Regions from separate parts of the Homo sapiens genome. Here region 1 is linked to region 2. Evidence: read pairs that join two places in POLR2A ChIA-PET (ENCODE). Cell type or tissue: Panc1. All regions are shown on one strand. Each heading gives the region's core, and the rest is flanking DNA. Links, peaks and the distances in the headings are about the cores only.

Region 1 (4,986 bases), core at 3-4,002, 440 kb after region 2:
CTCGGCCCACAGCCGCGTTGGTCTGCGGGGCGCTCACCGGCCCTCCGGATAACCAGCCTGGGTTGCTTCATCCGGGAGCGATTCAGACGAATTTCGTCTCCCAGGGAATGAGAGAATTGCCCAGAGAGCAATGAGCCGAAACTCGGGTGGTTGTCCATTTTTCATCCACATGGTTCACAGATGAGATAGCCCCAGGTTGAGCCTGCAAAGGAGCGCGAGGCCGATAGTCCCGTCCACACAGGAGTCACACTCAGGCCGACTGAAGCTTGGTTTCGGATTCCACGTTGCTTTGCCCTCTGCAAGGGGGCCTGTTGCTCACGTGTCTTACTGGGCTTAAGTCAAGGTGTTATCAGGGCTGTATTGCCCCCACCACCGTCCACCCGCCTTTCTCCAAGGCAAAGCACCTCCAAGTAAACCCACACAGGACCGACGGTCAGAGGCAGAACAGGGCTGGGGAAATTCGGTACCCACATGTAAAAAGAATGAACCTGGGCCATTCACTTATACCATAAGAAAAAATTAACTAACTGGATCAAATACCTAAATGTAAGAGCTAAAACTACAAAATTCTTAGAACAAAATATAGGGGAAACATGTCATACACTGGATTTGGCAGTGTTTTTTTTTTTTTTTTAACAGGACACCCAAAACACAAGAAACAAAAGAAAAATAGATGAATCGGAATCTATCCAGAATACGCAAAGAACAATTCAGCAACAATAACACAAACTACCTGTTTAAAATATTGGCAAAATCCTAAGCAGACATTTCTCTAAAAATTTTGTAAAGTGGCTAATAAGCACATGAAAAGATGCTCAACAAAACTCATCATTAGTGAAATGCAAATCTAACCCCAAATGACATATCGCTTAATACCCATCAGCATAGCTACTACCAAAAGAAAGAAAACAAAACAGAAAATCACAAGTGTTGGTGAGGATGTGGAGCAATTAGAACCCTTGTACACTGTTGGTGGAAATGTAAAATGCTACAGCTGCTATAAAATAACAACATAGTAACTAAAAAATTTACATGTAATGTCACCATACGATCCAGCAATTTCACATCTGGGTATGTAGCAAAAGATAGGAAAGCAAAGACAGAAAATAATACACATACACCTAGGTTCACAGCAGCATTACTCACATCACCAGAAAGCTGTTTGAATTACTCAAGTGTTGTTTGAATTACCATCAATGAATAAATAGATAAAATGTGATTTATACATACAGTGGAATATTATTCAGCTATGTAAAATAAGGAAATTCTGACACATGGTATGTCATGCATGAACCTTAAGGACATTGAGCAAAGTGACACGAGCCAGTCATAAAAGAACAAATACTGAATCATTCCAATTATGAGATACTTAGAGTAAAGAAATTCTAGAAACCCAAGTAGAAGAGTGGTTCCTAGAAGCCTGAGGGGAGTAACAAGGAGCTTATTTAATGGGTATAGAGTTTTGTTTCTGCAAGTTGAAAGAAGGTCCGTATGAATGGGAATGATAGTTGCAAAACAATGTGAATGTAGTTAATTTTTCTGAGCTGCAAACTTACAATAGCTAAAATGGTTAATTTGATGTACACTTTACCACAAAGTAAAAAAAAAAAAAAATTAAATAAACAAACTATAGCTATCTGCAATATCATGAATTAATACCATAACTATAATGTTGCATAGAAGAAAGTCGATGTAAAAGTATACATATTATACAATTTCACTCATATAATATCCAAAAAGTGAACGCAACTGAGGTTCTGGCTTCCAGTAATAATTAAGTAAAGTAATTTGTTGAATACTTCACAGATAACTATAACAAAGCTCTTTGGTCACAGGGCTGCAACACTGCAATCTCAGCATGCACCAGGCTCAGGGAGAGTGCGCTAATATCTGGAGGAAGGGACGAGGCTCCGCACTTCTTGCTGGTCTTGCTGGGAGATGCAGTCTCATAAACGCTCCCAGTCCTTTGGTCACAGGGCTGCAGCACTACAATCCTAGCATGCACCGGACTCAGGGAAAGTGCGCGTCCCTGGAGGAAGAGGCAAGGCCATGCGCCCCTCGGTGGGCTTGCTGGGAGATGTAGTCTCATAAACACTCCCAGCCCTTTCATCACCGGGCTGCAAGACTACAGTCCCAGCATGCACACAGCTCGGGGACAGTGCCCATTACTGGTGGAAGAGACTGGACTGTGGGTGCCTCCTTCTACTTGCTGGGAGATGTAGTTTCATAAAGACTCCCAGACTTTCCGGTCCCGTGGCTACAGGACTACCATCCCAGTATTCACCGGGGTCAGGGACAGTGCGCGTCACTGGAAAAAGAGGCGGGGCTGTGTGCGTCTCCCTAGGTTTGCTGGGAGATATATGCTCATAAACTCTTCCAGCCCTTTCCTCAAAGAGCTGCAGGACTACAATCTTAGCATGCACTAGTCTCAGGGACAATGCGTGTCACTGGAGGAAGAGACCGGGCTGTGTGCGCCTCCCTAGGATTGCTGGAAGATGTATTCTCATAAACACTCCCAACCCTTTGGTCAAAGGGCTACAGGACTACAATCCCAGCATGCGCCAGGCTCCAGGGCGAGGCGCAGAACTGGAAGAAGGGGCAGAGTGGTACGCGCCCCACCTAATATGCTGGGAGCTGTAGTCCGTTAACTGCTCTCAGCCTGTTTGTCGGTAGGCTTCAGAACTATACTCCCAGCATGTACCAGGATCCGGGGTGCATAGCCCTGGAGGGAGGGTTAGAGCGGTGTGGACTTCCCAGAGTCCAAAGCACTCCTGAGTTCTTATGCTATGCCAACTCTTTGCAAGGAGAGTGAGTACACAGGTGCACCTGGAGGGCAGGTCTGGGCTGGGCATTGAGGAGGGTATTACCCTACGAAGACACCTTCCCTTTTCCCAAATGGCCGGTTTGTCCTCACCCGATTGAGCCTATCCTTCTCAGGTTCCTCTTTCAATTGCACCCAGGGTTCTTTCCAGAGCATTACGTCTTCTGCAGCCCTAGGCGCTGCCTTCTTTCCTAAACTGCTGTGGAAACTTTCCTGATGTCTGAGACACAGTCGATTGTGCCGCAACCCTCATTTTTCTCTAGCCAGAGCATGCACTTAACCGTTTTTGAGAGAAATCTTTCACCTGGCCTGCTTGTGAGCAGCTTCAGAGCTCTGCAGGGGGTGACAAGGGCTGTGGCTTCCTGGAAATGTCACTCTCAAAGTCGCCTTTTTCACAACTGTGAAAGTCTAGTCATCAGAAGGTTAATTATTGGGTCGCACAAAATCTGCTAAGACTCCGAGGCGTGAGTCTTGTGAGCCATTTTCATCAACCCATTTAAGTGGACATGCTCCAAAATGCAACCTGAAGTTGCTGACTATTTAGGCATTTTACACTTGAAATTAATGGTCTCATCTCAAGTCAGGCCTGGCTTGCCAGTGACTCGGAGCCACATATGGGACCTGATACCTCAGGAACAGATAGTGTTCCAGCTTTATGGGAGCAACTTTTAAGATGTGGAGCACTTGGGGTCATTTGAAACCCGCTATCATCAGTAGGGACTTTTACTTATAAAAAGCATTTGCATTTTGATTTTATCTGTCTTCAACCTGACCCTTTGTTTATTTTAACAGTAAAAAACACATTCCTGGGTGGAGATTTAAGATGCTACTGAGACATGCAATGTATGCACAAATGTGTACAGCTACTGCACTGTGCACCCAGAAGACCAGTCAGAACATGCTTTCTGCAACACTTCTTTCCACCTTCTTATGAATAATCATGCAAAACTCCCATAAAGAGGGTTTCTCCAGCAATAATTAGCTCTGTCTCACTTTTATGAGCAGGCTGCCCTGGAATCTCTTTCTCAGACCGTACCGTCTATTCTGCACTTAATTTTCAAAATATTCTCTTTTTTTGCAATAAATTATGCTGTACTTCTTTTGCTGTGTGTCTCTTAAACTAAGAAGATAAGAAACAAGGTATTACATCAGCCATCAACATTTCTGGTACCATGACCTGGGGAGAGTTTTGTCTGCTTCATTAATTTCAGTTTCCCTTTTCTTGCAGTGAATACTATGGCAGTTCCAGACTCCCTGGTTAACTATCGCTGCTTGTTCCAGTGCTATTTCAGTAAAGTTCTTGGGGAAACGTTTTTAAGTCAACTATATTCTTTAGAGAGAGAATATATGTCCGCTCTCCTTTTGGCTGCTGCTTCTGTGGTATCGATAAATACACTAACCACATGTGTTGCCCTCAATATTTCATATTTGGGCTGCTTTGCCGCTTAGTTTCACATCTTTCTGGCCACAGTTCAGACTCCGCTTATTGTTTGCTGTCCCTTCAGCAATACTCCATCGCCACCTAGTGGTCATTGTAATGTATTTTTCTGGTCAGGTTTTCTGTTTACAAAAATGTTTGTTTTGTTTTGAGCAGCACATTAAGAGAACCCTGTCCCTTCAGGCTTTATGCATTTCCCACCTCCTTGAAATTGTTCTCCAGCAGGCTTTCTTTGCTGAACAAAAGATGCACAGTCATGCAGATGCCTAGTCGTAGGGATTGCATCTGAGCATTCCAGATGTTGTAATTGGGCATCACAAATGACAAACCAGTGAATTAGGGCAAGGCTTGTTAGCCAGACATCTGCCCCCCAGCCCGCAGTGGGGGTCATCTCGGTAGGGCTGGAGATGTCCACCGCTGGGGGTAGATAGGATGGTGTATGGCAAATGCCTATGACCTCCTAGAGCTTCAGTTAATGGGGTTTCAAGGGGATGCGCTGGACACCTTGGTGGTTCCACTTGGCTCATGGGGATGCCCACAGCCTCCTGGACTTCAGTAAATGTTCTGTCGTTGCAGGATTCTCTCGGCACCGTGGGAGCCGCTTCCTCTACTGTCACTGAAACATCCCTGGGATGTATATCTAAAAATTAGAACAGCTTTTGGCTAAATGAACTTAGAAAAAAGAAAACCTTATCTTCTTTTGTAACACTATTTTGCCTGCCTACAG
Region 2 (6,265 bases), core at 1,234-5,233:
TATATTTCATCTACTGAGATAGGGGAAAAATGCCTTAGGGCTGGAGGTGGGACATGCTGGCAACAATACTGCTCTTTAAGGCATTGAGAGATTTATGTATATGAACGTCAAAAGCACAGCACTTTTTTCTTTACCTTGTTTATGATGCAGAGACATTTGTTCATATGTTTTCCTGCTGACCTTCTCTCCGCTATTACCCTATTGTCCTGCCACATCCCCCTCTCTGAGAAACGTCCGATAATGATCAATAAATACTAAGGGAACTGAGAGACTGGTGACGGCGTGGGTCCTCCGTATGCTGAGCGCCGTTCCCCTGGGCCCATTTTTCTTTCTCTATACTTTGTGTCTGTGTCTCTTTTCTAAAGTCTCTTGTTACACCCAACGAGAAACGCCCACAAGTGTGGAGGGGCAGGCCACCCCTTCACGTGTGCACATGGTGTGTGTGCTGTTTATGTGGTGTCTGTGTGTGGGGTGTGTGTGCGTGTGCACATGGTGTGGTGTGTGCAGTGTGTGTTATGAGTGACTGCTTCTCTTAGCATGTGGACATCAGTCTTCCAGACCAGCTTTCTCCATGTGTCTGGGAACATAAGAAACAAGTTTCTGCAATAATTGTTACACAGCTTTTCCAGAGAGTTACCAAATCTCTGTCGTGAGTGGGTATCTGCATCATTGCAGGAGGGAATGTGATGTCCTGGCTTGGCTCACACCCTCTGAGGGCTTAGGCAGGGTTCCTGCTGGATCCCTCACTGTGGCCAGAGAGGAAGGGCTCTGTTTCACCACAGGGCACCAGAAGAGGACTGGTGCGTGGGAAGACCAGGTAATCATAATGGTATTAATAATAGTGGTAATAATACTGTTTTATACATTGTATATGTCATAAGGATTTTAACTTTCATCTAATATAATTGTTGTAAAAATTTCCCCAGTTTGTTTTGTGCTATTTACTTGGTGTTGAAATGTGTAAGAATTTACGTTCTAGGTACGTTAGGTTTATCCCTTTTTATATAGTTTCTGTTTGCAGTTTTGATTTTAGAAGACATTCATTCATTCTCAAGGTCATAAAACACAGGTACATCTAATTTTATTTTCTCTCTTTTTTTTTTTTTTTTTACATTTAATACTGGAATTAACTTTTATGTAAGTTGTGGGACCAGGATTCAATTCTATCATTTTATATTCTCAAATCATTACCCAATATTTTAACATCATAAATGCAAAAATCGCTCTGTTTTGTGGGTTTAAATTATTACCCTGTTACTAGATAAAATTACACTCAATTTCTGTGTTTTTGATTCTCTTTCATTAATGTGTTTATTTTTGTGCCATTTCAAATTTGTTTAATTTTGAATACTAATAACAATCTTAAATATCTTATAGTAAATTTTATAAAATTGGCTCTCATGTGTGTTCAATATGTGGATTTAAAATAACATTTTCTTCTTCGAAAATATTTTTCTTGGAATTTTTATTGGAATTTGAGCATATTTTTAAATGATTTACAGCAAACTAAAGAGTTAATATTATTGAGTTCTCTCATCCAGAATGTGACATGCAAATTCCTCAAAACTCCTTTAATGCCATTTAGTCAAAATTAATATGTTAAATCAATATAAATTAATATAAATGAGTATAACTAATGATTAAAATAAATTAATGTGTTTGGCTCCACGTTTCTGTCTTCTGCCTTCTATCACTGATGTTTTTTATTCCTATCCTTGTTGTTTTCTATAGTTTCTTTTATTATGTATTTTTCTATCTTGTGATTTGAAAACTATATGACACATTGTAATGTTTTAATTTTTCTAATTTTTTGCTCTTAATTTTAACTAATTTTATTTTTTAGAGAAGTGCAGGTTCACAGCTAAATGGAGCAGAGAGTACAGACTTCTCATATGTCCCTTTCCCCACACACAGCCTCCCCACTACAGCTTCCTGCCTCACAGGAGCACACCTGTGACAACCAGGAACCTATCTTGACCCTTCAGTATCACTCAAAGTTTACAGTGCACATTCATACTTATTTACTCTTCACATTGTACTTTCTGAGTCTTGACAAAAGTATAATGGCAATGGGATATTATTCACCGCTAACAGGAGATGATCTATCAAGCCACAAAAAAATACATGGAGGAAACTTAAATGCATATTGCTAAAAGAAGAAGCCAATCCGAAAAGTCTACGTACTGTTCGATTCCAATTATATGACGTTCTGGAAACGGTGAAACTATGGGAACAGTAGAAAGATCAGTGGTTGCCATGGACCAAGGGGAAGGAAGAGATGATACACAGAGCACAGAGAATCTTCACGGCAGTAAAACCATTCTGTATGATACTGTAATGGTAGATATATACATTTGTAAAAATCTATCTTAATTTTAATCTTTTAAATTACGTTTGTTCTTTTTTTTTTTTTTTTGATGGAATCTTGCTCTGTCGCAAGGCGGGAGTGCAGTGGCACGATCTCGGCTTACTGCAACCTCCGCCTCCAGGGTTCAAGCAATTATCCTGCCTCAGCCTCCCGAGTAGCTGGGACTACAGTTGCCCACCACTGCGCCGGGCTAATTTTTGTATTTTTAGTAGAGACTGGGTTCACCATCTTGGCCAGGCTGGTCTCGAACTCCTGACCTTGTGATCCACCTGCCTTGGCCTCCCAAAGTGCTGGGATTACAGGCGTCAGACATGGCACCTGGCCGTTTTTGTTTTAAGAACTGCAGACAAGCTGGGTGCAGTGGCTCAAGCCTGTAATGGCTGCACTTTTGGAGGCTGAAGTGGCTGGATTGCTTCAGTCCCGGAGTTCAAGACCAGCTGGGCTACATAGTGAGATCCCGTCTCTACAAAAAAAAATTAAAAAAAATAGCCAAGCATAGTGCTGCATGCCTGTAGTCCCAGCCACTCAGTAGGCTGTGGTAGAAAAATCACTTGACCCAGCAGTTTGAGGCTGCAGTGAGCTATCATCATGCCACTGCACTCTGGCCTGGGTGACAGAGCGAAACCCCATCTCCAAACAAAGAACCACCAAAAACCTACAAGCATACTCAGAGGTATTGTGGGTTTGGTTCCAGAAAACTGCAATAAAGCAAATGTTACAACCAAAAACCTACAAGCACACCTCAGAGATAGTGTGGGTTTGGTTCCAGACCACTGCAATAAGGCAAATGTTACAACCAAAAACCTACAAGCACACCTCAGAGATAGGGTGGGTTTGGTTCCAGACTACTGCAATAAGGCAAATGTTACAATCAAGTTAGTTGCATAAACATTTTGTTTCCCAGTGCTTATAAAAGTTATGCTTAAACTATATTGTAGTCTAATGAGTATTTAATAATTATTAATTAGTAATTAATAGCACGTCTAAAAAACTGTGTACATACCTTAAGTTAAAATACATCAGTGCTAAAAAATGCTAATGAATATCTGAGCCTCACCAAGTCATAATCTTTTTGCTGGTGAGGGTCTTGCCTATATATTGATGACTGCTGGCTAATCAGTGTGGGGGCTGCCGAAGGTTGGGTGCCTGTGTCAATTTCTTAAAACAATGAAGTTTGTTCCTTTCACAAAAGATTTCCCTGTAGCATGTGATGCTGTTTGACAGCATTTTATCAACAGCAGAACTTCTTTCAAAATTGGAGTAAACCCTCTCAAACCCTGCTGCTGCTTTATCAACTAGGTTTATGGAATATTCTAAATCCTTTGTTGTCATTTCAACAATGTTTATAGCATCTCCACCTGGATTAGATTCCATCTCAAGAAAATATTTTCTTTGCTCGTCCACAAGAAGCAACTCCCTATTTGTTCAAGTTTCATCATGAGTTTACAGCAATTTCATCTCACCTTAAGGCCCTAATTCTAATTCTAGTTGTCTTGCGATTTCTACCACGTCTGCAGGGACTTCCTCCACTGACATCCTGAGCCCTCAAAGTCATCCATGAGGGCTGGAATCAACTTCTTCCAAACTCCTGTTAATGTTAATATTTCAACCTCCTCCCATCAATCACAAATGTCCTTAATGGCATTTAAGGATTGCTATTAAGGACATTTGTGATTCACGGGAGGAGGTTCAAATATCATGAAAGGATTAATGGTGAATCCTTTCCAAAAGGTTTTCAATTCAGTTTATCCAGATTCATCAAAGACATCGCTATCTATGATAGCTATACCTTTACAAAATGCATTTATTAATTAATAAAAACACTTGAAAGTCAAAACCACTCCTTGATCCACAGGCTGAAGGTAAATATTGTATTAGCAGCCATGAAAATAACATTAATTTCCAAGTACATCTCCATCTAAGCTTCTGGGTAGCTAGGTGAATTGTCAATAAGCAGCAATCTTTTTTTCCTTTTTCTTTTTCTTTCCTTTCCTTTTTTTTTTTTTTTTTTTTTTGACGTAGTTTCGCTTTTGTTGCCCAGGCTGGAGTGCAGTGGTGTGGTCTTGGCTCACTGCAACCTCCGCCGCCTCCAGGGTTCAAGCCATTCTTCTGCCTCAGCCTCCCGAGTAGCTGAAATTACAGGTATTACCACCCTGCCCCGCTATTTTTTTGTATTTTTATTAGAGATTGGGTTTCATCATTTTGGCCAGGCTGGTCTTGAACTCCTGACCTCAGGTGATCCTCGGCCTCCCAAAGTGCAGGGATTACAGGTGTGAGCCACTATGCCTGGCCAAGCAACAATCTTTTTAAAGGAATCACTTTTTTTTTTTTCTGAGCAGTAGGTCTCAATAGTGGGATTAAAATATTCAGTAAACTATGCTATTAACAGTTGTGCTGTCACCCAGACAGTGATGTTCCATTTCTAGAGCACAGAAAGAATAGATTTTGCATAATTCTTAAGGGCCCTGAGATTTTCAGAGTGGTCAATGAGCACTGGCTGTAACTTAAAGTCACCAGCTGCAGTGGTCCTCAAAGAGAGTCAGCCCATCCTTTGAAGTTTTGAAGCCAAGTGTTGATTTCTCTCTAGCTATGAAAATTCTACATCTTCACTAAGCTTGATCATTTCTAGCTCTGGACTTCAAGTGAGAGACGTGCAAGTCTTCCTTTCATTTGAGTTCTTTGAGGTCACTGTGGTTACTAATTGGCACCCCTGGTGGGTGTCACCCTCCTCCCTCCTCTATCCAGTTCACCCACAACAGGGCATGGGGAATTGCGCTTCCCACACCCCACATGCCCTGCGCCCCTGGGGCTCTCCCACAGGGGGCTTTCGTGAGCCAGGCAGCAAGGGCCATCCCCCTGCTCCAGCCCAGCCAGGCTGCGCAGGAAGAAGGACTCTCCCAACCTGCCTGGACATGTGGGGCTTTGTGTTCCCTGCCCTGGCTCCTCCAGAACTGGGGCTCTCCCATCCTCAGACTCCCTGGTGGCCTCCGCACCCCAACAAATGACAGGAAGACCAGAAACTGCTGCGCGACGGCCTGCTGGGCGCGTGTTCAGTTTGGGCCCCCTCAAGCTGAGTCACAGGGGCAAGGTGTGCTTGTGCCACCCACGTCCCACCGGAGTCCGTGGTGGTGCTGGAGCCCCAGGTTGCCAGGGCGGCGTGGGAACCCAAAGACGGGGCACCTCCACCTCCGGAGGCCTCCGCGTCAAGCACAGATGCCAGCCATCCAGGCGCCTCCCAACCGCTCCAGGAGCCGGGAAGCTCGTCTGCACTCACCTCCAGCCTGTTAGATGAGCTCCTGTAAACCCCAGAGTTTCAGCAAAAGGCACAACATTTCCTAGATCTGGCGCCACTGGGGGAGCTGAAGGACGTGGAAGAGCCCGTTTTGCTGGAACCACTCCTCAGCCAGAACGAACACTGGACTCTGCTGGAGGAGCAGGTTGGGGCGGGGTTGGGGCGGGCTGGGGGCAGAGCGGCGGCCTCTCTTTCGCGGTGAACCTCAGGCTTGGTATGGAGAGGCGTGTCTTCCCTTCCAGCTGACCTGCCTAGGATCCCTGAGTTCCAGGTCCAGCGATAGACTCCATACAGAGGACTGCTGTCAAGAATGACAATAAAGAATTCCTGAGCATCCCGGGGATCCCAGGGCCGGTCCAGGTACCCGGAAGTGGGCTGTCTACTGCGCATGCGCGGGTTTCCAGGCAGCAGCCTAGGATTTCTAACTAGCCCAGGCGGAGCTCTCATCCCTTTTTCCACCGCGTTCTTCAGTCAGGTTGGCGGAGACCTCAGTTCGCGAAACACTGGGCCGGGGCAGAAGCCAGGCCAGTTCTCTTTTCTGCGGCTCGACTCCTCTGCCTCTTCGCTCACCATCACTTGCCAACCCTTCTCCCGTCAGCCTCCTT

What was found. Peaks named below come from ENCODE experiments on the same cell type or tissue, not always from the same donor. Only the 100,000 strongest peaks of a DNase experiment are listed, where the experiment ranks them.
Region 1: POLR2A ChIA-PET joins it to region 2 with 13 read pairs; 1 of 35 experiments calls an interaction of 5 or more read pairs at or near these places.

Annotation. Positions count from the first base shown.
Region 1 is chr20:29,442,737-29,447,722 of GRCh38, reverse strand. No RefSeq gene overlaps it. Among named protein-coding and RNA genes, the nearest start is that of FAM242B, 100 kb to the left of the region's middle. In Panc1, for the core only: no CTCF peak of the experiment used is centred there; a DNase peak (open chromatin) is centred at 2,072; H3K4me3 peaks cover 1,779 bases; H3K27ac peaks cover 474 bases.
Region 2 is chr20:29,878,176-29,884,440 of GRCh38, reverse strand. It overlaps the pseudogene DUX4L37. Among named protein-coding and RNA genes, the nearest start is that of FAM242B, 330 kb to the right of the region's middle. In Panc1, for the core only: no CTCF peak of the experiment used is centred there; no DNase peak of the experiment used is centred there; H3K4me3 peaks cover 101 bases.